Linked DNA regions of Homo sapiens: region 1 is linked to region 2. Evidence: chromatin loops called from intact Hi-C (ENCODE). Cell type or tissue: PC-9. All regions are shown on one strand. Links, peaks and the distances in the headings refer to the core of each region. The heading gives the core; the rest is flanking DNA.

Region 1 (16,108 bases), core at 5,239-13,238, 190 kb after region 2:
GTTGTTTGGCCTTCTGCAGGCTGCACCCCTGCCCTGCTGCCTGCCAGTGGGGTGAGGGCCTGGCCACCTGGTACTTAACAAGTTTGGTTCTACATGTGTTCCCGTGAGTGGAGGACAAAATGAAAATACCTCCTGATCGTGTTCAACCATTAGTTGAACAACCATTTGAAATGGTTATTGCAACCATTTCAGAGTTTTCTTCTGTTTGTGATGTCATCTGTGCCTTATAAGGGGTGACTTGCTACCTTATGGAGCACCTAGGTTGAGGCCCGGGTTGAGCACAGTTCCATACGTTAGCTCATTTATTTATTTTGAGACAGGATCTCACTTCTGTGGCCCAGGGTGGAGTGCAGTGGTGCAATCACAGATCACTGTAGCCTTGACTTCCCAGGCTCAGGTGATTCTCCCACCTGAGCCTCCCGAGTAGCTGGGACTACAGCTGTGTACCACTATGTCTGGCTAATTTTTTGTATTTTTAGTAGAGATGGGGTTTTGCCATGTTGCCCATGCTGGTCTTGAACTCCCGGCCTCAAGAGATCCTCTTGTCTCCAAATCGCTTCGCAGAAGTGCTGGGATTACAGGTATGAGCCACCATGCCCAGCCAAGTTAGTTCATTTAATCTTCACAGTGGTACAATGGGCTAATATCTCTGTCTTATAGGTAAGGAAATGGAGACTAAGAGCTCTTTGCCAAGGGTTGCTGTCATCCATTTATTCATCAACAGGTAGTTATTAGGTATCTACTCTGTGCTGGGCCCTGGCCTGAACTTGGCTTTGGTGGATGAGACTGACAAGTTCTCTGTTCTCACAGAGCTGAGAGTCTGGGGATAAAGATCCCTTATTATGGTTTCTTTTGTGGTGTTGTGGGGAGAGGGTGATGATTAGGGTTTGGGTACTGGAGAGAGAATTAGGATTTTAGCTCATTTTACTCAAATGCTTTATATTGCACCATGTTACTACATTTTCCCCTGTGCTTCCCCCCTACCCTATGTGGATTATTACAGTTTACTTGTGTGTAAACTTAGGCTCAGAGAGGCTGGGTAACTTATCCCAGCTTGCACAAAAGAGGACCTGAATTTGAGCAGACCGTAGGTTGAATTCTGTCCTTCTATGCTGCCTTTCTATGAATAATATGTTTACATATATATATATATATATATATATTTTTTTTTTTTTTTTTTTTTGAGATAGAGTCTTGTTCTGTCACCCAGGCTGGAGCGCAATGGTGTGATCTCAGCTCACTGCAACCTCTGCCTCCTGGGTTTAAGTGATTCTCTTGCCTCAGCCTCCTGAGTAGCTGGGATTACAGGTGCGCACCACCACGCCTGGCTAATTTTTGTATTTTTACTAGAGATGGGGTTTCACCATGTTGGCCAGGCTGGTCTTGAACTCCTGACCTCAGGTGATCCACCTGCCTCGGCCTCCCAAAGCACTGGGATTACAGGCATGAGCCACAGTGCCAGGCCTTACATAAAAATTGTTTAAAAAGCAGTTTGCAGAAGAATTATCAATCCTTTTGTTAACATTTTGGTGAACTCTTGAACACATTTTTTAAAAAGTTGAGAGTTGCTAACAAGTAAAGTGAAGTCCTGTGCCTGTTGTAATTTGGACTGAGGAGTGTGAGTTGTCTTGGTCTAAAGGTCAGAGTGAGGGTCTCTGCCTGCTGCAGGGGTCTCCCGGTTAGGGTTAGGGTGAAAAGCTTTTTAAAATAAACCTCTCAAATTTGTTGTCAACATTAACCTATGGTAATTTTTTTTTTTTTTCTTTTTTTTGAGACAGGGTCTTACTCTGTTGCCCAGGCTGGAGTGCAGTGGTGGGATCTCAGCTCACTGCAACCTCTGCCTCCCGGTTCAAGCGATCTTCCTGCCTCAGCCCCCCAAGTAGCTGGGACGACAGGCGCGTGCCACCATGCCTGGCTAATTTTTGCACTTTTTTGGTAGAGACAGGGTTTTGCCATGTCACCCAGGCTAATCTCTGGTAATTTTTAAACTCTGCTCAAAGTTTTAGAAAACATAAGTCTGGAAATTCCAAGTTGAGCCACTGGTGACTTGTGAGCATGAGTATGGCATGGGATTGGGGGTGGGGTGGGGCTGACGTGGCCTGGGGCAGATGCCGGGTGGTTCTGTTTGGAAACAGAAGTTCCACTGCACATGCAGCCTTCACGTCTTGTGGGGGCTTTTGTGGGGGCTGTGTACTTCCCAGTTTGGTTATTAGTAACTTTATTTGGTTCTGGTCATTAACGGCTTTTGGGGGCGTTTTGGGGGCCTGTTTGAGGCCCCTGAACATGCATTTTTCAGTTGTCGTTGTCCATGTTATTAAAAGGATATGTTGGAGGGGGTTGCAGTTTAGTCTGCTGCTGTTTCGAATCCTTTTCTTTGATAGTGTTTGCCTTCCTCCCACCAAATGCTGCACTGAGAGTCTCTGGTACCTGGGTCCCTCCTTCCCTTGCCTTTGCTTGGGAGGTCAGTGCCTTCATCCAGGACATCTTTGGGCATACAGGTAATCCCAAGCAGCTCTGCTCAGTTGTTGATACCCCTTCTCACAGAACCTGATCTGCCTCAGCTCTCCTTGCCTCCTAAGTGGCAGTGCCCCGCTGCTGGGAAGACTCCTCTCTCTGCTGGATGCTTCTTCAGGCCTGCTGCTGCACAGCTTACGGCCATGATGACTGCTGCAGTGCAGAAGGCATTTCAGTTGGCTGTTTGTTTTTCATGCATTTTGTGTTTGTAGTGTGCTGGCCACGGGAGCACTCTAAACACATTATGGGCCGGGCGCAGTGGCTCCGGCCTGTAATCTCAGCACTTTGGGAGGCTGAGGCGGGCAGATCACTTGAGCCCAGGAGTTCGACACCAGCCTGGCCAACACGGCGAAACCCCGTCTCTACTAAAAATACAAAAATTAACCGGGTGTGATGGCGCGTGCCTGTATTCCCAGCTACTAGGGAGGCTGAGGCAGGAGAATCTCCTGAACCTGGGAGGCAGGGACTGCAGTGAGCCAAGATTGTGCCACTGCACTCCAGCCTGGGTGACAGAGCGAGACTCCATCTCAAGAATAAAAATAAAAACAAAAATAAACATAAAAATAAACACTTTATGTACACAATCTCACATCACTTTCACAGTCTTGGAAGGCAGATATTTCTGTTATCCTCATTTTACAGCTGACGCCTATCTAAGGCTTGTATAAAAGTCAGTCACTGTCCAGGCTCACACAGCCAATGCTGGAGGGCTGTGTGGCACCCAGAGAGCACAGTTGCTGCTTGGAATAAACCTTCACTTATAGTCCGGAGCAGGGTGGTTCTAAAGCTCCCTTAGCTTTCCCACTAGTAAGCTTCCAGGTTCTGGTACAGTTTCTCAGCCTCGGCACTACTGACGTTTGGAGTCTGATGAGTCTTTGTTGTGAGCGCTGTCCTGTGCATTGCAGGATGTTAGGAGCATACTTGGCCTCTATCCACTAGATGCCAGTAGCACCCCCCTCCCAACTCTGCCCAGTTGTGACAGCCAAAATGTCTGCAGACATTGCCAGATGTCCCCTGGGGGACAAAATCTTGCCTAATTGAGAACCACCGAGTCATGGCAACCATTTCAAACCCTAAGCCAGGATGTACGTGGAGATGGAGAAAGGTACAACATTTAGAATTGGTACTGTTGGCTGGGCACGGTGGCTCACACCTGTAATCCCAGCACTTTGGGAGGCCAAGACGGGCAGATCACCTGAGGTCAGGAGTTCGAGACCAGCCTGGCCAATGCGGTGAAACCCCGTCTCTACTAAAACAAAACAAAACAAAACAAAACAAAACAAAACAAAACAAAACAAAACAAGTCGGGTGTGGTGGCGCACTTTTGTAATTCCATGTACTCGGGAGGCTGAGGCAGGAGAATCGCTTGAACCTGGGAGGTGGAGATTGCAGTGAGCCGAGATCGCGCCATTGCACTCCAGCCTGGGCGACAATAGTGAAACTCTGTCTCAAAAAAAAAAAAAAAAAAAAGAATTGGTACTATCTTAGAAAACCTGGAGCACCCTGCTGCTTTAACTGCAGCCCTCTGTGTGGGCAGACAGATTGACAGTGGGCTTAATGTGGGGTAACCTTTCATCATGAAAATTAAATTACACTGCAGGCCTTTTGTAGCCCTCCTATATGAAACCCTCTTAAAATATTTTCTTTTTGCAATGGAAGCTTGGGGGAAAAATCATAGTCTTAGATTTATTGAAGTTTTGTGGATAAAAGCACTTTTTATTAAAAAGAACCAGGTGAAAACTAGAAGGGCCTCTTTTGAGTCTGCTGACAGACACGTGGAGAATATATAGTCAGCGGAACATTCCTGTGCTTTCCGTAAAGCTGTGGATGAACCTGCCTTTCAGGTTTCGTAGCCTCTTCAGTCAGATGGTTTGAGAATGCGTGTTTTGTGGTGTATGCACACAGACTGTATGAGTTTGTTTTTTTACACATGACTAGTAAACCTGTCACATTTTGTCAAATGTGATTTTCTTTCTTTATTAAAATAGATTTTATTTTTAGAGTAGTTCTAGGTTCACAGCAAAATTGAGCAGAAGGTGCAGAGATATCCCATATACCCCTGGCCCCCACATATGCACGGCCTCCCCCGTTAGCAACACCCCCACCAGAGTGGAACAATCAATGAACGTACATTGACATATCACTATCACACAAAGTCCATAGTTTCTGTTAGAATTCATGCATAGCATTCTACATTCTGTGGGTTTGGACAAGGTATGATGACATGTAACTGTGATTTCCTCAATTCAATATGTATAGTTCCTGTTCACACATTTCTTCACACATTTGTTCCTCAGTGCTCAAATGCCTGCTGTATTCCAGGCTGTATTTGAAGCCCCTGAGCCTTTATTTGGAGAGTTCATTGAACATTAGAGCATGCAGTTTGCTGAGATGTCTTGTACTTAGAAAATCCAATTTATAAAAAACCTCAAATAGAACAGTAAATTTAGGGAATTTTTTTTTTCTGATGATAAAATTAGATAACTCTGTTGCATGGATTCTGTAAAACACAGCTCCCTCCTGTTACGCCATGAATTGGGTTCAATTTACAACACCCCTTTAGGCATACTTTTTCAGCAACACATGTCTGAGCCGAGGTGCACTGTGCCTCTTTCTGTAGCAGGCAGCTTTTAGGGGGTGTCCTAGTGGTCTTATGTTTTATACATCTCATGGGAGTGGCTGGTTTCTAGGAAATAGCTCACTTGCCAGTTTTGGTAACCCTAACAGAGCTGTTTTGCCAAGGCGTCTGGTGAATATTTCTGTCTTCCAGTCAGGACTAATATAGTACTTTTCAGAGGTGATAGCCAGTTAACTGATGACTTTTTTTTTTTTTTTTTTTTTTTTTTTTTGAGATGGAATCTCGCTCTGCCACCCAGGCTGGAGTGCAATGATGCGATCTTGGCTTACTGCAACCTCTGCCTCCCGGATTCAAGCGATTCTCCTGCCTTGCCTCCTGAGTAGCTGGGATTACAGGTGCGCACCACCACGCCTGGCTAATTTTTGTATTTTTGGTAAAGTCAGGGTTTTGCCATGCTGCTCAGGCTGGTGTCGAACTCCTGGGCCCAAGTGATCTGCTCACCTCGGCCTGCCGAAGTGCTGGCATTACAGGCGTGAGCCATTGCACCTGGCCGTGTTTTCTGTTTTTTATTTAGAGGAAGTCACTTGATCATGCTTTTCCCCCCACCCATGGCATAGGAAAATGATTCTTTTGCTGATTGTGCTGATTAAATGTGATGTGGAAAAACCTACTCCTGGTGTTCAGAGAGGTTTTCCAGGTCACAGTGGGGTGGGTCTCATCTGGACATCAGAATCATTATGTTAATGATAACTAAGAGCAGTTGACTGCTTACTATAAGCCAGCCACTGACCTCAGGGCATTGCATAACTGGCTTCCTTTACTCTTCACATCAGCCCTGTGGGCTTGGGAGTGAGACCTCTACCTAGTTTTTAAACAAATTACATAAACTTTTTGGGGCTCAGCTCCCTCATCTGAAAATCAGAAAATGATACTTCTCTGGCATTTTGAGCATGAGTTCAGGAGTCAGACTTCCTGGGTTTGAATTCTAGCTTCTTCTATGACTTTGAGCAAATTACTTTAACTTTGCTAAGCCTCAGGTTTCTCGTGTTGCATAGGCAGATGATAGTCATATCTGAATGTAACGAGAATCAAATGCAACCTGGGACACAGTGAACACTTGGTGAACGTTAGTGCCTTGGTAACAGTGATGATAGTGACAATAAAGATCGATGATGATGATGATGGCGATGGTGCTTAACCCAGTATGAAGGTGAAGTGTCTAAGCTTCTTGAGGGCAGAGTTTTGTCTTCTTCTGCACTTTCTTTCTAGTGTCTAGAATTGCCTGTAGGTTTACCCCTGGATCCCGTCAGGATGGGGCTAAATTTAGAATTTTTGGAAAGATGTGAGCTAGCCCGTCTACAGTGACATCCAGCTCAGTGTGTATGTTTGGTCTGTGAACATAGTAGAGGCATGATTCAACTGTGAGTTTGTGCTGGGAGCATAGATGGATGCTTTTCAGGCTCTTGAAATGTGCAAGTGTGGTTCCCTTGCAGCAGGCATTGCCTCTCCCTCGTTAATCAAGATCTTTTCCTTGCCAGGACTTCAGGAGATCCTGGACATCCTCTGGAGCCCAGGGGTGGCCTCACCCGCTCCTTGCTTTAGCCTGGAATGCAGGCCCTCAACATTCCAGCCTTGGGTTAGTGCCAGAGCTGTGAAAGCAGGGCAGGCATTTCCACCTTGCTTGACAAAGGCTTTTGCTCTCTGGGTGGTTGGGGGTGCCTCTGAAGCCAGGCGAGACCAGAGATCTCATGGGTTTGTGTTTCTTCATTGATACTTTTAAGGGGAGCAACTTAATCAGTGGGAAACCAGATCTCAAAGGATGGGACAGATAAACGCAGGGTACAGAGAAGAGCTTGGGGGAGTGTCAAGCTTATTTGCCCAAAAGGGCTGACCCTACCTTACCGCCATTAATACATGTCCTTCATGCATCCCTGGGTAACAGGGAAGTAGTACCAAAAATCTTACAGTGCAATAAACACTTGGCAGAAATGGAGAAACTAGTAATGGCTGAGCAGCTGTGCCCTCTCCACCACCTCACTATGCAGTACGTGGGCCACCAGCCGCTAGGGGCCTGGCAGCCACAGAGATGAGGGAAGCATGCTGAGGACCCTGGTGTGGAGTTGGAGGGGTCATGTCCTCTGAAAGGTGGCCACCACTCATCGCCAGCCCTTACTGTCATGTGAGAATGTGGCTCTGTGTTTCCAGATATTGTTTTTTTTTTTCCCCTCCAACAGAAGCAGGAAATATAAAAAATTTATATAATATATATAAAATATATTATATATAAATATATAAATATATAAAAATAAATATATATTATATATATAAAAATATATAAATATATATAAAAATATATAAATATATTATATATAATATATTAAATATATTATATATAATATATTTATATAATATATATAATATATTATATAAATATATAAATATATAAAAATATATAAAATATATAAATATATAATATATATTATATATTAATATATTATATATTATATATAAATATATAAAAATATAATATATATAAAATATATATAAAAATATATGATATATAATATATATAAATATATATGTATAAAATATATATTATATATTATATACTATATATTATATATAATATATAAAAAATATATATAAAATATATATATAACTTCACGGAAACTCTGAAGGAGAGGTCAAATATAATATTATATATTTTATATATATAATTTATATATATATAAAACTATATATATATATTTTTGAGAGACAGTCTTGCTGTGTTGCCCAGGCTGGAGTGCAGTGGTGTGATCTTGGCTCATTGCAACCTCTGCCTCCCAGGTTCAAGCGCTTCTCCTGCCTCAGCCTCCCAAGCAGCTGGGATTACAGGTGTGTGCCACCATGCCTGGATAATTTTTGTACTTTTAGTAGAGGCAGGGTTTCACCATGTTGGCCAGGCTGGTGTCGAACTCCTGACCTCATGATCCGCCCACCTTGACCTCCCAAAGGGCTGGGATTACAGGCATGAGCCACCGTGCCTGGCCAGGAAATTATATTTTTATGAGAAATATTCTGTTGTTTAAATTCTGGCACCTCGTTCTTTTTTTTTTTTTTTTTTTGAGACGAAGTTTCACTCTTGTCGCCCAGTCTGGAGTGCAGTGGCATGATCTCAGCTCACTGCAGCCTCTGCCTTCTAGGTTCAAGTAGTTCTCCTGGCTCAGCCTCCCGAGTAGCTGGGATTACAGGTGCCTGCCACCACGCCTGGCTAATTTTTGTATATTTAGTTGAGATGGGGGTTTCACCATGTTGGCCAGGCTGGTCTTGAACACCTGACCTCAGGTGATTTGCCCGCCTTGGCCTCCCAAAGTGCTGGGATTACAGGCGTGAGCCATGGCGCCCGGCCCTAGTTCACAAAATATATATGGCCAAACAAAACATGTCTGGGGCTAGACTTGGACAGGGGGCCCCATTGTGCAACCTCTTATATAGCAAATTAGAGTTTACCAGGAAGTTTCTGCCCTTCAGGCCCTCTGCTCTCACAGAAACTCTATGAAGGAGAGGTCATCTTGTCTATGTTTGTAAGAAGTCACATTGAGAGAAATGACATCTTAGCTCCTCTTATGTGCCAAGTAGTTTGTCTGCGTTATCTTCTTAGATTGGCTCCATCTCTCAGGTGAGGAAACAGACTTGGAAAGGTGAAGTGACTTGCCCACCTAGTTAGAAGCACATCATCTTCTGATTCCTGTCTCATTTCATTTCACCGCTTGTTTGCCCTCTCTGTGGTCTTGCCCACGGACTTGTAGTCCCTGATGTACGCCAGGCCTCTCACAGTGTGGCCCCCGGGATTCCCTTTTATGAAAAAAAGTTGAGCATGAGCTGTAAGTTAGAGTAGGTTTTAATTCTGTCCTACCACGGAGTCTGTTTTATATGAGAACAAGTTATTTAACTCCTCTGAGTGTTAATTTCCTCATTTTTTTCCTTTCTTTCTTTTTTTTTTTTTTAAAGGGCCAGTCCCCATTCTCACAGGGTGTTTGGAAGGAGTAACTGAAGGGGGGTATATAAAGCCGCTGGCAGCCAGGCATGGTGGCTCACGCCTGTAATCCCAGCACTTTGGGAGCCTGAGGCAGGCAGATTGCTTGAGTCTAGGAGTTCAAGACCAGCCTGGGCAAACATGGTGAAACCCTGTCTCTATAAAACATGCAAAAATTAGCCAGGCATAGTGGTGCATGCTTGTAATCCCAGCTACTTGGGTGGCTAAGGTGAGAGGATTACTTGAGCCAGGGAGGTTGAGACTGCAATGAGCTGTGATTGCGCCACTGCACTCCAGTTTGGGTGATGCAGTGAGATCCCATCTCTAAATAAAAAAAAAATAAATAAAGCCCCTAGCATGGTGCCTGGCACATGGTAGGCCCTCAAAAGATGACCCTCCAAAGTGGCCAGGACTCACCATGCATTCAGGGAATATGGATTCTTTTGGTGGCAGCAGGCTGCATTTTTGCCTGGCTGAATGCCTGCAAGCATGGGAACTTTTGATGCAACAGTAATCCTTGGGGTCTGAAAGGCCCCAAATCTCCCGCCAGATCTCTGAGGTTAACATCCAGTCAACCTTTTGCTTTTCATTCTTGGCCTCTTTCCTCCTCACCTCCACCAGTGTGACAGTCATATCCTCTCTATGTTTCTGGTAAGTTCTGGCCTTGAGGGCTGGTCTTATGACTGACAAGTGAAGAGCAGTGCCACCCTCTACTCCACATTCTCAGAAGCGTCTCTAGGTTCCATACTTTAAGGCAGGCTAGCTTCCAAGGCATACTGACAGACATCCCTGTGCAGTCCTGGGGGCACGAGGGTCCCATTCCACCCTGGGGCTTCAGGGTCAGGTGAGGAAGGTAGATCCCTGAAGTTGGGTCCAGAAAAGGCCACTGGGCTAGCCTGTCTCTCGTTCTGGTCACTGACCTCAGGATCCAGCAGGACGCTGCTAGCTTGCTTGGCTCAGCTCTGCGAGTGCTGGGAGCAATAAGCAGTGCTGAAAACGCGATGCATTTCAACCCAAAGCACTCTGATCCCTTTCCAGGCTTTGGGAGAATGTTTTTTCCAGCTCGGTTACTTGCTGGCATGCATAGGTCAATATACAAGGTGTTCTCAGAGAAGCCGGAGCTGAATGTTGACTTTTGTGCTCCCTGGGGTGTGTTCTGGGGAGGAAGTGGGTTTTCAGGTTGTGGTGCGTGTAGGATGTGGTCTGGGATGATTAGTATCACACACTGTGGATAAAGTTAACACGCATTGTGGAGCTTTTTTCCTCTTTTGTACTTTTGGGCGAAGGTGCCTCAAAAGCAGCTTTGTTTATCAAGGAGGTGCCCTTGATTCTGTATGCATTTTTAACATCTGAATAGAAGTTAGACGCACACATAATTGCTTTACTTGATGCAGTAAATACGTTTCAGCCAGATAATCCATAAGACCCTAGTTCAGATCCTGACTTTGATCCCTCTTAGTTGTGTGAGCTCTCACCAGTTTACTTGACCTCACTCTCTGAGCGTCAGATTCCTGAGTGTAAAATAGGTACAAAAACTCAGATTGTTGTAAGGTTTCAGTGAGTTGTTGCGTGTAAAGCATTTAGTATACAGTTCTTGTCACAATGTTTAGTAATGGCAGCTATTATCTTAACTATTAGAGCGGCAGTTTGGCGTGGCACTAATAATGATGATGGTGACAGTTTCACTGAGTGCTTACTACCTCAGCTATTCTTCCAAGTACTTTGCATCACTTAGCTCATTTAACCCTCACAATAAAGCGATAAGGTAGGTGCTGTTCTAATCTCTGTTTTACAGATGCTAAAACTCGGCAGCCAGGTGTGGTGGCTCATGCCCGTAATCCCAGCACTTTGGGAGGCCGAGGTAGGCGGATCATCTGAGGTCAGGAGTTCGAGACTAGCCTGGCCAAAATGGTGAAACCCCGTCTCTACTAAAATACAAAAGAATTAGCTGGGTGTAGTGGTGCATGCCTATAATCCCAGCTACTCAGGAGACAGAGGCAGGAGAATCGCTTGACTCCGGGAGGAGGAGGTTGCAGTGAGCCGAGATTGTGCTATAGCACTCCATTCTGGGCGACAAGAGCGAAACTCTGTCTCAAAACAAAACAAAACAAAACTCAGGCACAGAGAGGTTAAGTAACTTGCCCAAGGTAACCCAGCTCATAAATATGAAAAGAGCAGGGACTTTAGAGTCAGAAGACCTGGGTGGCACGCTTGCATGCCGTGTCCTGGTGGTGTGGCCTACCGCAGAGTGACTGACTCTGATTGCCTTCCCAACTGTAAAATGGTGCTAATGATACAGACCGCCCCCCATTGCCTGGTGTGGTGCGCGGCTGTGAGTGCTTAATAATAGGTGCTTAGGCATCATTTGCTAATTAACTGACTGTGTTAGGTTATTAGGAAGTTCCAGTGGGCTAATAAAAGCTCTGGGTAAACGTTAGTTGTTCTTTTAAATGTCCTGAGGTGCTTATGATTGGAGTTTAAACAGCACACCTGTTTTTCAGATTTCGGAACCACTTAAGAGAGGCACAGTGTAAAGAAGGTGGAGATGAGAATATCACCTTTACTCCTGATACAGTCTTGGAGAATGCAGCTTAGTTGTGGGGCAGCATTAGCTTTCTGATATGAAGCTGAGATTAGGTGGATGTACCAGGCCAGTCACGGGCAGCCTTGGGTACCCAGAGGCCTTCTCACGTGGGTCGAGGCAGGTGGTGGAGGTGGTGGCAGCGGTAGCCCCCATAATACTTCTAGGTGGAAGAACAGACCACCTGAGTGAGAGAAATCACTCCTGAGCCCTGGGGGAGAACTGTGTGGAGGGGCAGATGGGAGCCTGGAGTTTTGAGGGAAAAAAAACTTTCCTTTTGGAAGCCAGACGTAGGGAAGAAGCATATTGATCACAATGACTATTAAAGAAAGCTCCCCAACACCCCAGCAAAACACCCACAAAACAAGAAACTACTTCTGCCAATGGTTCTAGCCAGTTTTCTTCACCACAGTTCATGACTGCTTCATCCTTTTAGGTGATCACACCCAAAACTTTTGGGTCTTCCTGCCTTTTTTTTTTTTTCTTTTGAGACCAAGTCTTGCTCTGTCACCCAGGCTGGAGTGCAATGGCACGATCTCGGCTCGCTGCAGCCTCCGCCTCCCGGGTTCAAGTGATTCTCCTGCCTCAGCCTCCCGAGTAGCTGGGATTACAGGCATGTGCCACCATGCCTGGCTAATTTTTGTATTTTTAGTAGAGATAGGCTTTCACCATGTTGACCAGGCTGGTCTTCAACTACTGGCCTCAAGTGACCCACCTGCCTCTGACTCCCAAAGTGCTAGGATTACAGGCATGAGCTACCACACCCAGCCTTTTTTTAAAACAAAACCAAAACCAAAAGAGACAGGGTCTCTGGTGTGCAGTGGTGTGATCATAGCTCACTGCACCTTGACCTCTTGGGCTCAAGCAATCCTCCTGCCTCCACCTCCTGAATAGCTGGGACTACAGATGTGTACCATCACACTCATCTAATTAAAACAATTTTTTTTTTGGTAGAGATGGGATCTCGCTATGTTGCCCAGGTTGGTCTTGAGAACTCCTGGCCTCAAGCGATCCTCCTGCCTTGGCCTGCTAAAGTGCTAGGATTACGGGTGTGAGCCACTTTACCCAGCCTTGGGTCTTCCTTGACTCCTGACTCTCAAACCTCATATTCAGTCCATCTGCCAGTCTGTGGGTTCAATCTTCAAAGCAAACCCAGAACCTTACTACTTCTCACCTCTCCCCAGCCACCGCTCTGGTCCAAGCCACCATCGTCTCTCACCTGGATTAGTGCGGGGCTCTCTTCCTGGTCTCCCCACTTCTGCCCTTGTCCCTCTTCAGTCTATTTCTATGAGGCCACCAGAATTATCTTTTTTAAAAACTGAAGTCAGATCATGTTGCTCCTCTGCTCAAAGCCCCGCAGTGATTCCCTGGCACGCCGAGGGGAAAAGGCAAGATCCTCCCAAAGGCCTGTACGATCTGCCCCCGGCAGCTCCCTGGCCTCTTCATTTTGTGCCTCCTCTGCCCCCTCTGCAGAGCCACACTGGCCCTGGTAGTTTCTAGAACACGTCACGTTCATGCCTGCCTCTGGGCTTTGCATGGGCCTTCTTCCCAGGCACAACGTGGGGCTCTCCCCACTTCTTCCACCCTACAGAGAGGCCGGCCCTGATCAGCTGTTTTATAATAGCTCCTCCCGATCAGTACTCCTGATCGCTCCCTACTGTGCTGTGCCTTTTTTTTTTTTTTTTTTTTTTTTTTGAGGCAGAGTCTCACTCTGTCCATTGCCCAGGCTGTAGAGCAATGGCGTGATCTCAGCTCACTGCAACCTCTGCCTCCCGGGTTCAAGCAATTCTCCTGCCTCAGCCTCCCGAGTAGCTAGAACACAGGTGCCCGCCACCACATCCGGCTAATTTTTTGTATTTTTAGTAGAGGTGGGGTTTCATCATGTTGGCCAGGCTGGTCTGGAACTCCTGACCTCAGGTGATCCACCTGCCTTGGCCTCCCAAAGTGCTGGGATTACAGGCGTGAGCCACTGCGCCTGGCTGCTCTGCTTTTTACCCATAGCTCTGGCTCTAATATATGACACTGCCCCTCCCTGAATTAGAATGGAGGCTACAGGGGGATGCTGGTCTGTTAGTTGACTGATGCATCTTCAGCACTTAAGACAGTGTCTGGCACAGAGTAGGAACAGAATATGGTCCTGTAACAAATACTGAAGGTTGTGCTCTGTGCACCTGGGATAGAGCAGGAGCAAGACACATCATTCCTGCCCTCACAGGGTTATGGTCTCCTAGGTGACAAGGTAGTGCACACTTCCATAGGTCTTACTCTGGGACAAGTACTGTGCCAAATGCTTCCTCCCAGCCGCCTGATGAGGTAGCTACTGTTAGTTATCAAGTCTGATTTACAGGTGAGGCAAAGAAAGGATAAGTAATTGACCCAAGGTCACACCTAGCAGGTGGTGAAGCTGAGCCATGGGTCTTGGCTTCAAGAATCTGTGCTCTTACCCACCATACCTGCTGCTGCCGGATTCAAACCCGAATTGCATTAAGGAATCATCATAACCTGTTTGATTGAAGCTATAAGGGAACTTTGAGCATGGTGAATGGGGCGCTCTATGGAAAAGGGGTTCTGGGAAGCCTCTGTGGAAGGGAGGTTTTGTTAAGTGAACTCCCCTGGTAAACGGAGTGATTGGCCCCCAATTAGCTTGCTGTTCGGATTAACTGTAATACATCACACTTTCGAAAGTGAAGATATGCCTATTTTTTCCCCTCTAGGTCTATAAAGTAGATTTTTGCCATTAGTAAAATTTAAAGTGATTGGGGGCTATGGTTACTGAGAATTCAAGAGGTAGATTGACGAAATAATATTTGAATGCAATTTTATTTTTTGAAAAATGTTTTCGAGATGTCCTGTTTTTAGCCAGGAAGCAAACTCCAGGAAAACTCTCTTTTCCATTAAAGTGTGGATGGTGTACTGTAAACAAAGACTAGCTCTCTTGAGCTGCCACGTTTCTATAACTTATAGAAACAGAAGCTGTTTTTTTTTTCTAAAGATCCAAACTCATGTTGCCACACAAACAACAAAATAAACCAGTGTGTTCCAAAAACAAGCATTTGCTCTACCCACACGCACAGTTGGAAAGATGCAGGTTTGATTGAAGAAGTCGGAAGCCAGTGAGGTAATGGCAGATTCTTTTAGGGGCTCCTGTTAATTTTAGTAAGCTTGGAAGAAGCTTCTAGGTTGTTTAGTGTTTCTATTAGAACCATCACCTCAACGAATTTGTTATTGTAGAGATTGATTAGGGGATCTGCTTCCTTTGAGCAGCCAGGATCCCCCAGCTCCAGCTTCTAGCCTGCTTTTCTTCCTCATCTCTACTCTTTCAGAATAATGCATGGCTTTCAAGTCCTGTGTGATAGGTGGCTTCTTAGCGGGCCTCTGAAGGGGCTGAGATTTGTTCCTGGGGCTGAGACTTTGTTCCTTTGAGGGTGCAGAGGCTGCTACCTGCTCAGGCTGCCCCCAAATTGCTCTTGTGTGCAGTGTGCTGCTTGGGGACCAGTCCTGGCTCTGCCACCATGGCGGACACTACTGGCTTCCTCTTAATCTCAATCTCTTCTTCTCCTTTCTTTCTTTTTTTTGGAGACGGAGTTTTGCTCTTGTTGCCCAGGCTGGAGTGCAATGGCGCTATCAATCGTTCAAGCGATTCTTCTGCCTCAGCCTCCCAAGTAGCTGGGATTACAGGCATGTACCACCACACCTGGCTAATTTTGTATTTTTAGTAGAGACAGGATTTCACTATGTTGGCCAGTCTGATCTCGAACTCCTGACCTCAGGTGATCCGCCTACCTCGGCCTCCCAAAATGCTGGGATTACAGGCATGAGCCACTGTGCCTGGCCCTCTTCTCCTTTCTAACACAAGCCTGCTTCTCAGTTTCACGCACACATAGGAGTGGCCACCTGACCCTGTGTTGGCAAATGATTGCAGGCTGTTGTCACCGGTGGGGCTCCTGGAAAAGCCCTCTATGGGGGATTGACTCTGGCATGACTGGGGTGTGGATGCTGTGCTCAGAGGTGCTGCAGTAATGGTTCTGCTGCTGCTGATAGTAACACAGGCAGTGCTGTGTCATGCACAGTAATCCTGTAAGGGAGATACTATCATGATCTCTGTTCGGTGGATGAGGAAACAGTCTGAGGAAAGGCACCTGACCTGTTCAGGCCACACACTAAGTACAGAGCTGGGATCCTGGCACCAGCATTTGCTCTCACCACCTCTCTGTTATGTACCTCTCACACAGGTGCGAGTCCCACCCCAGAGGGGCCTTGAGAGGCTGCAAGTGTCCTGGGTGGGCTGCCTGCTTCAGGAGGACTTATTATTGGGGAAAAATACCCCCCCTACTTATTACTAAGGGCCGAATGCTTTATGTTCACACAACAACTCCATGTTGTGTGACTTTGGACATGTTCCTTAACTTTCTTTATC
Region 2 (16,108 bases), core at 4,221-12,220:
AACACTCCCCTGAGAATCTCACCCAGTCTTCTGGCTTTAAATACTGCATTGTTATATGCCGATCATCCCCAAATGTATACCTCCAGTCTAAGCTTCTCCCCCGAAGTCCAGGTTTATATATTCAACGGCCTATTTTGTATCTTAGATGTAACATGTCTGAAACTGAAGTCCTAACCTCTCTCCCCACACTTACTTTCCCCATCGCAGTTACCAGCACTGTTCCAGTTGCTCAGCCTCCTGAGTAGCTGGGATTACAGGTGCTTGCCACTACGCCTGGCTTATTTTTTTTGTATGTTTAGTAGAGATGAGGTTTCACAGTGTTAGCCAGGATGGTCTCAATCTCCTGACCTCATGATCTGCCTGCCTCGGCCTCACAAAGTGCTGGGATTACAGGTGTGAGTCACCGCGCCTGGCCACACTTCAACTGTTATTATTTACAAATTCCTGGTTATCTAAGTTATAACTGCTCATGACACTGATGTGCCACAGTAGAGAGAACTATTCCGAAGACTGATTATTTCCACTTTCATATCTAGAGGTCAGACCTCTTTTGCCGAGTTCTCAGCCTTTTATATTCAGTTGCCTCCTTGATGCCCCTTGGATTTCCCATGGACATCTCAAATTCAACATATCCAAAATGTTACCCCTCTCTATATAGTCTCACTATATACTCTCACATGTAGTCTATATCTGTGTGGACATCACCACTGTGGCCCAGTCTAGAAATCTAGTAATTACCCTGGACTTTTCTCTTTTAATCCCAACACCCAAATCTCATATATCCATATGGCAAAAGAAAGATGGCCACAAATTCTTTGACATTGTTCCCATCCAGAAGTGTAGCCTTCTTTGTCCCCTCCCCTTAAATCTGGAGGGTTCTGTAACTGCTATAAGGAATATAATACAGCAAAAGTGATGCTGTGCCAGCCTAGCTTAAGAGAGTCTACATCTCTCTTTGAAGACTGGCTATAGGGGAAGCAAGCTGCCATGTAAGAAATTTGGCTACGCCGGGGCCATCCTAGGCAGATTGCAGGGAGAGACCACACACAGAGACTCTAATTCTACTTGAAGTGAGAGATGCCTGGTAAGTCCCCAGGTCCCAGATATTTTGTAGAGCACAGATGAGTCATGACCACTGAGCCCTGTCCAAATTGCATATTAATGAGCTAAATACATGATTGCTATTTTTATTTTTATTAAATTAAATTAATTAATTAATTAATTTTGAGACAGAATCTCACTCTGTCGCCCAGGCTGGAGTGCAGTGGCTCAATCTTGGCTCACTGCAACCTCCAGCTCCTGGGTTCAAGTAGAGGTGGGGTTTTACCATGTTGGCCAGGCTGGTCTCGAACTCCTGACCTCAAGTGATCCACCCGTCTCAGCCTCCCAAAGTGCTAGGATTACAGGCATGAGCCACCGCGCCCGGCCTCAATGTACATATTTAATGTAGTAATGTTTTTTCATTTTTTTCTCAGAAAAAAATGTTAAATTGATGAGGCATGTTTCGGTTTTATAGGAATCTAGGAATTACATTTTTTGACAGTGAACACTTTTTAGCTTTAGATCACTGTCTTATCTCCAACATCCATCAGAATTCCGGGAACTTCACGTTACCTAATAAATGTTTGAGGAATAATTAAATGAATGAATAAGTGCATATATGCATTTTTGGAAAACTCAAATACCCTTTGAACTATTAATGTTCTGGGGGATGGTTATAACATAAATTGAATCATATTGCCATCTAGTGGTTAGGTAGTGACTTCGTTTAGAAACAAAATGCAGAATGTTACCAATATTGTGCAGCAAGTTTTATTTAAATACTTTTTTTTTTTTTCAGATGGAGTCTCGCTCTGTTGCTCACACTGGAGTGAAGTGGCGCGATCTCTGCTCACTGCAACCTCTACTTCCCAGGTTCAAGCGATTCTCCTGCCTCAGTCTCCTGAGTAGCTGGGATTCCAGGCACGCACCACCACACCTGGCTAATTTTTGTACTTTTAGTAGAGATGGGGTTTCACCATGTTGGTGAGGCTGGTCTTGAACATCCGACCTCGTGATCCGCCCGCCTCGGCCTCCCAAAGTGCTGGGATTCCCGAAGGCGTGAGCCACCACGCCCGGACTTTTTCTTTATTTTTTTTTTTTTGAGACGGAGTTTCGCTCTGTTGCCCGGGCTAGAGTGCAGTGGGGCATGATCTCAGCTGACTGCAATCTCTGCCTGCTGAGTTCAAGTGATTATCCTGCCTCAGCCTCCTGAGTACCTGGGATTACAGGTGCCCGACACCACGCCCGGCTAATTGTTTTATTTTTAGTAGAAACAGGGTTTCACCATCTTGGCCAGGCTGGTCTTGAACTCCTGACCTCGTGATCCACCCACTTTGGCCTCCCAAAGTGCTGGGATTACAGGTGTGAGCCACTGCGCTCAGCTGAACAATACTGTTAATTGAACTTTAAGCAGATTTTCATAACCAACTTGATAGCTACTCCTTGAAAGAAGAATTTGGTGGTTTAAACAAGTGTGGGAAATGATGATAAATAAAGTTAAACATATTTCTTTCTTGAAGAACTTTTCAAAGACATTAATATAATAGCTTTGTGAAGTTCCAAGAAGGCCTTATGCATGATACTGCTTTCCAGACTCTTTGACATACAGAATACTCTTTTCAAGGGGCAACTCATTGGACCATTGTTCTTTGAGAATATATTTTGGAAAACATGGCTTTACTTTCATTTTGCCCATAGGTTAAAAATATCAGCTGGGCATGGTGGCTCACACCTACAATCCCAGCATTTTGGGAGGCTGAAGCAGGAGGATTGGTTGAGCCCAGGAGTTTGAGACCACCCTGGGCAACATAGTGAGACTCCATCTCTACAAAAAAAAAAAAAATTATCCAAGTATGGTAGTGTACACCTGTAGTTTCAGCTACTTGGGAGGCTGGGGCAGGAGGATCCCTTGAGCCCAGAAGTTCAAGGTTATAATGAGCTATGACTGTGCCGCTGCACTCCAGCCTGGGTGACAGAACGAGACTCTGTTTCTAAAAAAAAAAGCAGAATTGTGGAATAAATGAAGTATGTCAGTGACTTCTCAATTCCGTTTTCAGTATTCTTTCTACCCACTTAGGAAACCACCATGACTTTAGACTCCAGGGCCTTTGAGGGGCCCTGAAAGCCCAGGGCTCCCACCTAGACTTGACCCTCCTGTGCTTTGGACTTATCCTTGGGAACTATACACCCTGGATTGTTTTCACCTTTCAGGTAATATTTTCTATAAATTTCTCTTTTTTTACTTTTTTTTTTTTTTTCTGAGACAGGGTGTCACTCTGTCGCCCAGGTTGGAGTGTAGTGGCCTGATCTCTGCTCACTGCAACCTCCGCCTCCCAGGTTCAAGTGATTCTCCTGCTTCAGCCTCCCAAGTAGCTGGGACTACAGGCGTGCACCACCACGCCCAGCTAATTTTTATATTTTTAGTAGAGACGGGGTTTCACCATGTTGGCCAGGCTGGTCTCAAACTCCTGACCTCAGGTGATCCTCCCATCTCGGCCTCCCAAAGTATTGGAATTACAGGTGTGAGCGACCATGCCTGGCCTTTTAAAAATTTTTTTTTAAATTTTTTGAGACAGAGTCTTACTCTGTCACACAGGCTGGAGTATAAGGTGCAATCTTGGTTCATTGCAACCTCCACCTCCCAGGTTCAAGCAATTCTCATGCCTCATCCTCCTAGTAGCTGGGATTTCAGGCGTGTACCTCTAACAACATTTTTGTATTTTTAGTAGAGATAGGGTTTCGCCATGTTGGCCAGGCTGGTCTCGAACTCCCGGCCTCAAGTGATCCCCCACCTTGGCCTCCCAAAGTGCTGGGATTACAGGCGTAAGCCACTGTGCCCAGCCAATTTTCTGTAAATTTCAATTATGATTCATTATATGATTAGTTAAATGTTACTTCTGTATCTTTGTAGGAGCTTACATGTAATTTAATTCACAAAATCAAAACAAACTCTTGCTAAGGTGGGCGAGGTGGCTCACGCCTGTAATCCCAGCAGTTTGGGAGGCTGAGGCGACAGATCACTTGAGGTCAGGAGTTCAAGACCAGCCTAGCCAACATGGTGAAACCCCACGTCTACTAAAAATATAAAAAAAATTAGCCAGGCATGATGGCATGCACCTGTAATCCCAGCTACTAGGGAGGCTGAGGCAGGAGAATTGCTTGAACCTGGGTGGTGGAGGTTGCAGTGGTGCCATAATGAGCCAAGGTGGCACCACTGCACTCCAGCCTGGGCGACAAAGCAAGACTCCATCTCAAAAAAAAAAAAAAAAATCCTCGCTTGAACCATATGTTCTGAGTTTTACTTCTGAAAATATGAATGCCTTACCTATTAAAACTAGCTCTGGTATAACTGGAAATGAGTTGACATTATAGTAATTCACACTGAGGTGCTGATGACTATAAAAACTTCATAAATTGCCTTTCCCAGAGGTAAGTCATGGCAACATACACTACCTTAACTGGTAGGGCATTGCCCCTCCTCCCTCTCTTGCTAATCAGTTGTGGGAGTCCTTTTCTACTGCCTCGGTATCATTTTCAACAGAGTGATTCAGAGAGCTATCAGCTGACTGGAATTGGCACGTTATCTATATACTCCACTTACCATCTCATTCAAAGGGATTAAACTCTAGTGGTGGAATTGGAGGCATCAACAAAGAACCAGATGTGCAGGTAGCCTCAGTAGGGGCAGTTAAGTTCATCTCAGTAAAATATGTTTAATATTAGTCTTTTTTTTTTCTTTTTTAAGATAGAGTCTCACTCTGTTGCCCAGGCTGGAGTGAAGTGGCACCATCTCCACTCACTGCAGCCTCTGTCTTTTGGGTTCAAGCATTGTCCTGCCTCAGCCTCCCGAGTAGCTAGGATTACAGGTGCTCACCACCACGCCCAGCGAATTTTTGTATTTTTAGTAGAGACAGGGTTTCACCATGTTGGCGAGGCTGGTCTTGAACTCCTGACCTCAGGTGATCCACCTGCCTTGGCCTCCCAAAATGCTGGGATTACAGGCGTGAGCCACCGCGCCTGGCCAATATTAGTCTTAAAAAACAAGGTGGGCCAAGCATGGTCTCGCCATGTTAGCCAGGCTGGTCTCGAACTCGAGGCGGGCACAGGAGTTTGAGACAAGCCTGGGCAACATGGCGAAACCCCATCTCTACATAAAGTACAAAAATTAGCCAGGTGTGGTGGTACATGCCTGTAGTATCAGCTACTCTGGAGGCTGAGGTGGGAGGGAGGATGACCTGAGCCCAGGGAGGTTGAGGCTGCAGTGAGCTAGCTGAGATCACATTACTGGGCAACAGAGACCCTGTTTAAAAAAAAAAAAAATCAAGATCAAAAGTTGATCCAGTAAAAAGGGTTATTTGCATGTATAGAGTCCAAAAGTGCTTTTTTTTTTAGACAGGGTCTTACTCTGTTACCCAGGGTGGAGTGCAGTGGCATGATCAAGGCTCGCTGCAACCTCTGCCTCCCAGGTTCAAGTGATTCTCCTGCCTCAGCCTCCCAAGTAGCTGGGATTACAGGCTCGCACCACCACGGCTGGCTCATTGTTTTGTATTTTTAGTAAAGACAGAGTTTTACCATGTTGGTCAGGCTGGTCTTGAACTCCTGACCTCAAGTGATCTGCCTGCCTCGGCCTCCCAAAGTGCTGGCATTACAGGTGTGAGCCACTGTGCCTGGCCTCAGAAGTGCTTTTTAATATAAAAGTGTACAATACAATTAAGAGGCTAGAAATTCAGATATTTGAGTAGAGATTCTCACCTATATCTAGACCATCTTGAAGTTGCACCCACTTCAAACCCTCCCTTCTCATTCGGTTCTGTCTTAAAACCTCAGGGCTATCACTTCCTTTGTTGCTGCATGATCATGGGCAATGCCAATCAATGTGCTCACGTCTTTATGTCTTTCTCTGCAAAATAATGATGGCAATAAATATCAGTTGAGAGATTTTTGCAGTCTGTTTCATTCTTTTCTCTTTTCATCTGCTCCTGAGAGTTTTTTTTTTTAATATCCTTCTCCTGTGCTACCCCTACAAAGAATAAAAAGCTTCAAATCATAAAAATAGGATGAGTTTTTAGAAGTATCACTCCTTCCTCATTTTGCCTGCCAAGTTTCAATTTGGTGCAGGTGCCGAAAGATGTTTATAGGCAAATAAAATAAGTCACTTCCACGTCTCAGAGCAAGGATGCTCAGTGACCCGAATAGGGGTTAGAACTTTGATGAGAGGCTCCAGTTTGAGGTCAGAGGCCAATGCTTTTCCAAACCCCCAGACTTTAGTCTTGTTTTGGCTTGCATTTGTCACTGCCCAAATCTTGCAAGAATTTCTGGCAATTAAATTAGTCAAAATGTGTGACTACAATTTCAGAGCTGGCAAAGCCTCTATGGGCAGCCACAGGTCCACACCCAGTGATTGTTTATATTTCTCTCGCATCCTCCAGGATCTTGCTTACGCACCAGTTTCTCTTGAGTAACGGTATGTGGAGCCAAGTCAGTAACGGTAATATTCCTTGTCTGCCTCCTTGGGCTGGTCCTGACGCTGGCCTCGACAATGCCAGGCTCTGGAACTATTTGTTTCTGAATTCCAGCCAAGAAGTCTAACAATTCTCTCCTTTCCTTTCCATCGCCCTCTTCTTCCTTACTAATGCCAAGTCTGGGATTTTCCTTGTCTAAAGACCACAGGGGCAAGGAAATGAACTTTCTTGGGATACCACAGACCACTTAACAGAAAATGTGCCCTTTGTTCTCATTCAAATGCCTTTTCCTTAAATGATATTTCTTTTCTTTTTTTTGAGACAGAGTCTTGCTCTGTCACCTAGGCTGGAGTGCAGTGGCATGATCTCAGCTCACTGCAACCTCTGCCTCCCAGGTTCAAGCGATTCTCCTGCCTCAGCCTCCCGAGTAGCTGGGATTACAGGCGTCCACCACCATGCCTGGCTAATTTTTGTGTTTTTAGTAGAGGCAGGGTTTCACCATGTTGGCCAGGCTAGTCTCCAACTCCTGACCTCAGGTGATCCCCCCGACCTTGGGCTCCCCAAATGCTGGGATTACAGGCATGAGCCACCGTGCCCGGCCTCCTTAAATGATATTTCTAAGGTTTCCTCAGATCTATCTGCACTAACTACTTGATTTTTCCTAGGTGCCTGTCAGAAGACTAAAAGGAGGCATTGGAATTCTGAATTTTCTGATTAGAAAGCAGTAGCTCACCGTAATCCCAGCACTTTGGGAGGCTGAGGTGGGTGGATCATTTGAGGTCAGGAGTTTGAGACCAGCCTGGCCAAAATGGTGAAACCCCGTCTCTACTAAAAATACAAAAAATAGCCGGGTGTGATGGCAGGCACCTGTAATCCCAGCTACTTGGGAGGCTGAGGCAGGAGAATCTCTTGAATCTGGGAGATGGAGGTTACAGTGAGCCAAGATCATGCCACTGCACTCCAGCCTGGGTGACAAAGCAAGACTCTGACTCAAAAAAAAAAAAAAAAAAAAAAGGCCAGGTGCGGGGGCTCACCCTTGTAATCCCAGCACTTTGGGAGGCCAAGGCGGGTGGATCATGAGGTCAGGAGTTCAAGACCAGCCTGACCAACATGGTGAAACCCAGTCTCTACTAAAAATACAAAAATTAGCCAGGTGTAGTGGTGTGTGCCTGTAATCCCAGCTACTTAGTAAGCTGAGTCAGGAGAATTGCTTGAACCCGGGAGGCGGAGGTTGCAATGAGCTGAGATCATGCCACTGCACTCCAGCCTGGGCGACAGAGTGAGACTCTGTCTCAAAAAAAAAAAAAAAAAAGAAAGGAGTACCTCAAAAAGAAAAAGTGATTTGCCCAGGCATTTAGTCAGGCAATTCTATTAGTTGTGTCTGAATCCATTCTTTAAACATTTTAAAATGCTTTTAGCTCCTAGCAACCATATCCAAAACAAAGGAAGCAAACCCTTGTATTTACCTACAGGAAATAGAAAGATGCAGGTCTGGCTGTTGATCACTGATTCCACCATGAGCCAGAAAATTTTACTTCATTTGGCCAAACCCCGGGACAGTTCAGTAGGGATTGCTGTTGACACAAATAGGGGTTCCAGTTCCCACTGTTAACTAACCACTTGGCCTTGGCAAGTCACTTCATTTCTCTGGGCCTCAGTTTCCTCATCTGTAAAATGAGGCCTCTGGGCTTCATGATCTCTTAGGTTTCCTGGTTCACAACTAGGAAAATGCTAAGATAAAGGTATAGGTATAAACATCTTTAAAAAGTCAGAAAAACATCTATAACATTTCAAAAGAACAATCTCTAGTGGATAAAAATATGTGTACAGTACAGTTGACTCAGCAATTTCACTCAGAGTTTTATCCTAAGGAAACAATCACAGATATGCTTCAAGATACAAGGATTGACGGGCGTGGTGGCTCATGCCTATAATCCCAGCACTTTGGGAGGCCAAGGCGGGTGGATCACCTGAGGTCAGGAGTTCGAGACTAGGCTGGCCAACATGGTGAAACCCTGTCTCTACTAAAAATACAAAAAAATTAGCCGGGTGTGGTGGCACGTGCCTGTGATCCCAGCTGCTCAGGAGGCTGAGGCAGGAGAATCGCTTAAACCTGGGAGGCGGAGGTTGCAATGAGCTGAAATCGCGCCACTACACTCCAGCCTGGGCAACAGAGCGAGACTCAAAAACAAACAAAAAACAAGGATGACTGTCACAGTGTTTGCTTTTTTTCCCAAAATAAACATTTAATTTTAGAATAGGTTTAGATTTACAAAGAAATTGTAAAGGTAGTACAGAGATTTCCCGTATACTCCATCTATTCTCTCTCCCCAGCTCCCCTATTGTTAACAGTTTATGTTAGTATTGTCAGAGGCGTTCGAAACAGAGCGACTCCATTTTGAGTGAGGGCTGGAAAAATGAGGCCAGGACTTGCTGAGCTACATTCTCAGAAAGTTAGGCATTCCTAACCTCTAGATGTTTACGGCTAAGGGGACAAATTAATAATGCTTACTGAACAGACCCAGACTTGGGAGTGTCCAGATATCCCGATATCTGGAGAACAAAGGCATTCCTAATTTTGCTTTAAAGATAATAATATTGATTTTTGAAAAATATAGTAATTAAAAAAACTTAATCCTTTATCACAAACCCTTGTAGCAGAGCACATCTCCCCATATATACAAGCTTTGTACCTAGGGTGGATGCGTTCCTCCTCTTACTTTTGGGAACATCCTACTCTGTCTATGGAGTAGCTGTCCTTTCACCACTTTACTTTCCTAATACACTTGTTTTTGCTTTGCACTGCGGACTCACCCTGAAGTCTTTCTTGTGTGAGATCCAAGAACCCTCTCTTGGGGTCTGGATCGGGACCCCTTTCCTATCTGTAACAGTATGAAACATTGGTCACAACTAATGAACCAATACATATATATATATATTTTTGAGACAGAGTCTCGCTCTGTCACCCAGGCTGGAGTGCAGTGGCCTGATCTCGGCTCAGTGCAATCTCCACCTCCCTGATTCAAGCAATTCTCCTGCCTCAGTCTCCAGAATAGCTGGGATTACAGATGCCTGCCACCATGCCTGGCTAGTTTTTGTATTTTTAGTAGAGATGGGGTTTCACCATTTTGGCCAGGCTGGTCTTGAATTCTTGACCTCAAGTGATCTGCCCACCTCAGCTTCCCAAGGTGCTGGGATTACAGGCATGAGCCACCATGCCCAAACTAATAAACCAATATTGATACAGTATTATTAACTAAAATCCATACTTTTTTTCCCCCAATTTTAAGAGACAAGGTCTCATTCTGTCGCTCAGACTGGAGTGCAGTGGCATGATCATAGCTCACTGCAGCCTCAATCTCCCAGGCTCAAGTGATCCTCCCGCCTCAGCCTCCTGGGTAGCTGGGACTACAGGCACATGCCACCATGCCTGGCTAATTTTTAAATGTTTTGTAGAGATGGAATCTCTCTATGTTGCCCAAGCTAGTCAGGAATTCCCCTTGACAGTTTTGAGAAGTACTGAACAAGTATTTTGTAGAATGTCTTTTGTCTGATTTTTCTCTTAAAAAATCATGATTAGATTAGGGTTATGAGAGGAAGACCACAGAGGTAAAGTGCCATTCTTGTCCCAGCACAGCAGCAGGGGTACATGCTGTCTGCGTGACTTTTCGCTGATTATGTTAAGCTTAGTCACTTAGCTGAGGTAGTGTTTGCCAGATTTCACTGAGCTTTTTTTTTTTTGAGGCGGAGTCTCACTCAGTCTGTCACCCAGGCTGGAGTGCAGTGGTGCGATCTCAGCTCACTGCAACCTCTGCCTCCTGGGTTCCAGCGATTCTTCTGCCTCAACGTCCTGAGTAGCTGGGATTAAAGGTGTGTGCCACCACACCTGGCTAATTTTTGTATTTTTAGTAGAGACAGGGTTTCACCATGTTGGCCAGGCTGGTCTCGAACTCCTGACCTTGTGATCCGCCTGCCTCGGCCTCCCAAAGTGCTGGGATTACAGGTTTGAGCCACGGCGCCCAGCCTCACTGTGCTATTTTTTTAAAATAAAAAAAGTTCTCAAGCAAACTATAGGTCAATAGAGGACTTTAAACTCCATGGGGGCAAGATCTTTGCCTGCTTTGCTCACCACTGTGTATCCAGTGCTGAGCACATTTCTGACAAATAGTAGGTGTTAATTAGAATTTGTTGAAAGAGGGTCAGGCATGGTGGCTCACGCCTGTAATCCCAGCACTTTAAGAGGCCGAGGCGGGTGGATCACCTGAGGTTAAGAGTTTGAGACCAGTTGGCCAACATGGTGAAACCCCGTCTCTACTAAAAGTACAAAAATTAGCTGGGCGTGGTGGTGCATGCCTGTAATCCCAGCTACTTGGGAGGCTGAGGCAGGAGAATCGCTTGAACCTAGGAGGCAGAAGTTGCAGTGAGTCGAGATCATGCCACTACACTCCAGCATGGGCCACAGAGCGAGACTCGTCTCAAAAAAAAATAAAAGAATTTGTTGAATGAAAAAGTGGGAAGATAAATAAATTAACTTCTCCAATATGATGGAATACTGGCAATTATCATAAACATTTGATGATGTGAAAAAATGTAAAGTATTTATTGCTCAGTGAACAAAACAATTAGAAAACAATTTCTATACATTCAGTTTTCTATGAAGTGTGTTTGTGTGTGCAGAAAAATAACTAGAAGAATGTTGTCAACATGTTAACAGTGGTCGTTGGTTATTGCTGGGTGGGAAGGGAATGGGGATTTTTATTTTTTTCTTTGTTCCATATTTTTAAAAATTGTCACAATAAAAAGGAATTACTTTTTGAATCAGAAAAAGGAATAAAAATGGAGAAAAGTTTTAAACTTCAAAAAGATTCCCGAGCAAGGAAAACAGATATTCCAATACAATACTCAGCAACCACGTTATTTAGCCATGTATTAGTATCTGTGAAGGAACTGAAATCAGTGGTGCAGTGCAGAGAGGGTGTTGTCCTCAAAGTTCTGCAGTTTCTAGGAAACAGGGTACACTAGGCACCATCTGTTTCTGATTTAGAGCATTAGAGTTACAAGATCATAAGCCGTATCTTTGTTACTCTCATAACAAATTGTTTAAAGTTAAAAAAAAAGAGTAAAGAGCAAAACCAAATGCACAGGATGCCAGAGTGAATGGCATTATTGTATCATTTGCTTTCTCTTCCCAGGGGCTTTGCATTTTAAAAACACATGTTGTGGTTTTTCTGTGATTATCTTTCCACTTCCTGTGTTGTATCTCCTTACTGTAAATATCCTTTTGTATAGTCATGCTTTTTTCCCCTTGCGTCTTACATGTGTGTCTTTCTTAATATTCACTTTCTCCAGTCTTCTACTGTTTATTTTCCCTAATACTAATTTGTATGAGTCCATTGGTATTTTTATTCTCCAACAAGATTTTTTTAGAACCCTGGTTTCAAATCCTAGTCCCATCTTTTATTAACTGTATGGTCTGGGGGAAATTGCATAATTTCTCTGAATGTTTCCCGCTGAAAATAAGGACAATATTAGGTAACCAATGGGAGTATTGCAAGGATTAAATGAGTTTAATATAAATACATAGAGGATCTAGCCTAGGGATGGGCACAAACATGGCACTTAACCCTTGGTATCTTTTCCTTCCTTCTCTCCTTCTGTGTATCCTCTAATACTATGTCTCGAGTTATCTTTCTAAAACACCAACACATACTAAAGGGTCAAGTCTAACCTTAGCAGGTTTTCAGGGTCCTCCTCAAATAAGCCCCAACCCATCTTTGTGGTCTTACTACCTTCTGGGCACATTCCTTATACACATTACTCTCCAACCACACAAATTACTAGCTGTTGCCTAAATATATGTTACTGTTTCTTCTCTCCCTGACTTTGCAAGTGCCATTTTCTGTGTCTGCAAGTCTTTCCTGCTCCTATCTGACAAACTCCTTTGCAAAGCCTTCTCTGACAGCTTGAGGCCCCCATGCTTCCCTCTGACCATAGTAATTTGTTCAAATCTTTACGAATACAATTCCTTATTCAAGTGTCTGTATCATTCACTCACGTATTCGACAAATACTTACCCAGCTGCTACTATGTGCCAGGCAAATTCTGGTGGGAGTGCAAATTCTGGTGGAATTGTGAGATTCCATAAAGGCAGGGGTCCTGTCCTGTCTTGGTGTTTAGCACTGGCGAAAAGCAAGCACTCAGTATTTGTTTGTTGAATGTTGAATAAAATGAGAGCTTTTTTCTTCAATAGTCAAACTGAAAATTATAATGCTACCAAACACTTCCTCAAAGATAAAGGGCACATTTTCTTTTACATGTAACATATTATTGTGTTTATTAACACTTCCAGGGGGCTCAGAAATATTCCTTTGCTTCAAATGTTCTCCATCTGGAAGAGTTTAGCTAATTAAACCAAAGACTACAGATGAGTTGGCCCAATTTATCTCCAGGATGAAATCCTTTTTTTCCTCCAGAGAATTCCTCAGATAAATATCAAGGGTCAATGTTACTTTTAGTAACATACAGTTTTTGAAAGTCTTAAAAATGTTTTAAATTTCTAAATTCGGTTTAAAAATACTTTTGAAAATCTTATTTTTAGTTTAAATTTACCAGTGAACTTTAGTCTACACAAAAGCATTTGTTTTGACTCGAAATGATGCCAAATCACCAACTGGTGAATAAATTGGTAATTAATCTACAAAAGGGAAGTTAGAAAAAAATTCTTTCTCTTCCCCTCCGCCTTTTTTTTTTTTTTTTGGTAAGTTTAGATCCCTGTTAGCGATGATATTCTGTGCAGATTGAAAGCTGACTCAGAGAAAGCTATTATTATCCTTCCTTTTTCAGGGTTTAAAGTTTTCATTATTAACATTTGCCGACATTTTTTAGCTTTCATTCTCGTCCTTACCCTGTTCCCTTCTCCATTCCCTTCTAATGTGTAGAAACATGTGAGCCCTGTTTTCTTGGATTCATTTGGATCTCCCTTTGTGCACTTAACAGGACAATTATGAAAATTCATGTGCTGATTACATGCTGATTTTTTTGAGCTTCAGAATGAAAACACTGTAGGCCAGTCGTGATGGATCATGCTTGTAACCCCAGCACTTTGGGATGCCAAGGCAGGCGGATCACCCGAGGTCAGGAGTTTGAGACCAACCTGGCCAACATGGTGAAACCCCATCTCTATTAAAAATACAAAAATTAGCTGGGTGTGGTGGTGGGCGCCTGTAATCTCAGCTACTCAGAAGGCTGAGGCAGGAGAATCACTTGAACCTGGGAGGCGGAGGTTGCAGTGAGCTGAGATCACGCCACTGCACTCCAGTCTGGGCAACAACAGTGAGACTCTGCCTCAAAAAAGAAGAAAAAAAGGAAAAGAAAAAGAAAACACTGTATAACTTCAAATTAACATCAATTAAATAATGTCCACAATAGCTGAGTTTTATTTATGTAAATTTAGTTATTCAGCTAAGCTGAATTTTTTTTCTCTAGTTGGAGACAATTTATCCATCTCCTGGGTTATATCATGAGATTTAAACTGATGGGCCCTGATAGGAAGAAGCTAAATTAGATTTTAATCAAAGAGATACTATGCAAAACTTGGTAGTGAAGAAAGGAAATCTAATGTCCAATACTGCCATCCTTGCCAGGCAATGTCCTTGTATGTAGAACTGACTCAACAGAATTTTCTTTTTTTTTTTGAGACAGAGTTTCATTCTTGTTGCCCAGGCTGGAGTGCAGTGGCGTGATCTCAGCTCACTGCAACCTCCGCCTCCCGGGTTCAAGCGATTCTCCCACCTCAGCCTCCCTAGTAGCTAGGATTACAGGCATGCACCACCACCCCTGGCTAATTTTGTATTTTTAGTAGAGACAGGGTTTCTCCATGTTTGTCAGACTGCTCTCGAACTCCTGACCTCAGGTGATCCACCTGTCTCAGCCTCCCAAAGTGCTGGGATTACAGGCATGAGACACCGTGCCTGGCCGGAATTTTCTTTTTCCTTTTTTTTTTTTTTGAGATGGAGTCTCGCTCTTGTTGCCCAGGCTGGAGTGCAGTGGTGCGATCTCGGCTCACTGCAACCTCTGCCTCCCGGGTTCAAGGGATTTCCCTGCCTCAGCCTCTCGAGTAGCTGGGACTATAGGCGTGTGCCACCAGGCTTGGCTAATTTTTTGTATTTTAGTAGAGACAGGGTTTCACCATGTTGGTCAGGATGGTCTTGATCTCCTGACCTCGTGATCAACCCACCTCGGCCTCCCAAAGTGCTTGGATTACAGGCGTGAGCCACTGCGCTCAGCCCAGAATTTTCTTAAAAGCTAAAAGCACGCAGGGGTAGGTTGGAGAGAGAATTTTCGAGAGTGAAACAGAACACAGAATTTTTTAGAGTGAAACTACTCTGTATGATGCTATGATGGTAGATACATGTCAAAACTCACAGAATATTCCACTTGAGGCCATGAGTTCAAGACCAGCCTGGCCAGCATGGTGAAACCCCGTCTCTACTACAAATACAGAAATTAGCTGAATGTGGTGGCGTGCAACTGTAATCCTAGCTACTTGGGAGCTTGAGGCAGGAGAATCGCCTGAACCTGGGAGGCAGAGGTTGCAGTGAGCCGAGATTGTGCCACTTCAACCTGGGCTATAGAGCAAGACTGCGTCAAAAAAAAAAAAAAAAAAAGCTAAAGTCAGTATGGGGTCAAAGAACCTACAGAAGTTCATCTGGCTCCATTTAAATGAGGCCTTCTTTGAGTGCTCGTTCACATCCTATTCAACCCTCTTTTACATGCCCTCCTGGGACTGTCTCTCAGCCTTTCCCAAGACTGTCTTCCTCCTTCCAAATTCTTCTTCTTTTTTTTGAGACGGAGTCTCGCTCTGTTGCCAGGCTGGAGTGCAGTGGTGCAATCTCGGCTCAATGCAACCTCCACCTCCCAGCTTCAAGTGATTCTCCTGCCTCAGCCTCCTGAATAGCTGGGACTACAGGCATATGCCACCATGCCCAGCTAATTTTTGTATTGTTAGTAGAGATGGGGTTTCGCCATGTTGGCCAGGATGGTCTTGATCTCTTGATCTTGTGATCCGCCCACCTTGACCTCTCAAAGTATTGGGGGGATTACAGCATGAGCCACCGTGCCCTGCCCTCTTTTTTTTTTTTTTGAGGCAGGGTCTTGCTCTGTTGCCCAGGCTGAAGTGTGGTGGTGCAATCTCAGCTCACTGCAACCTATGCCTCTCAGGCTCAAGCCATCCTTCTACCTCAGTCTCCTGAGTAGCTGGGGCTACAGGCATGCACCACCACACCTGGCTAATTTTCATATTTTTTGTAGAGATGGGGTTTCGCCATGTTGCCCAGGCTGGTCTCGAACCCCTGAGCTCAAGTGATTCACCTGCCTCGGCCTCCCAAAGTGCTGGGATTACAGGTGTGAGCCACTGCACCCAGCCCCCATTCTTCTTTGTGGGGACAAAAAGGTCAAACAAGGACAAGGGTTAGGGAATGGCTGGGGAATTCAGATAATTGAGTTAAACAGATAGGTTCTTTGGTCACCATAGCTTCAAATAATAGATTTGATCAAATCCTGAATGGTGTTTGGCATTTTATAGGACCTCAAAAGTTTGGATAGCT

What was found. A loop is a pair of places that touch in the nucleus more often than their neighbours do. Peaks named below come from ENCODE experiments on the same cell type or tissue, not always from the same donor. Only the 100,000 strongest peaks of a DNase experiment are listed, where the experiment ranks them.
Region 1: it touches region 2 in a loop (4-fold over the local background); 2 of 110 quality-filtered maps call a loop at or near these places.

The regions. Positions count from the first base shown.
Region 1 is chr11:48,045,751-48,061,858 of GRCh38, forward strand. All of the region lies in intron 1 of PTPRJ (protein tyrosine phosphatase receptor type J), which reads left to right. Among named protein-coding and RNA genes, the nearest start is that of MIR3161, 43 kb to the right of the region's middle. RefSeq lists enhancers at 5,117-5,618, 5,619-6,118, 10,575-11,076, 15,607-15,901 and a silencer at 6,587-6,881. In PC-9, for the core only: no CTCF peak of the experiment used is centred there; DNase peaks (open chromatin) are centred at 6,711, 9,431, 9,721 and 10,231; H3K4me3 peaks cover 3,831 bases; H3K27ac peaks cover 7,136 bases.
Region 2 is chr11:47,851,803-47,867,910 of GRCh38, forward strand. No RefSeq gene overlaps it. Among named protein-coding and RNA genes, the nearest start is that of NUP160, 12 kb to the left of the region's middle. RefSeq lists enhancers at 9,923-9,992, 11,378-11,427. In PC-9, for the core only: no CTCF peak of the experiment used is centred there; a DNase peak (open chromatin) is centred at 8,939.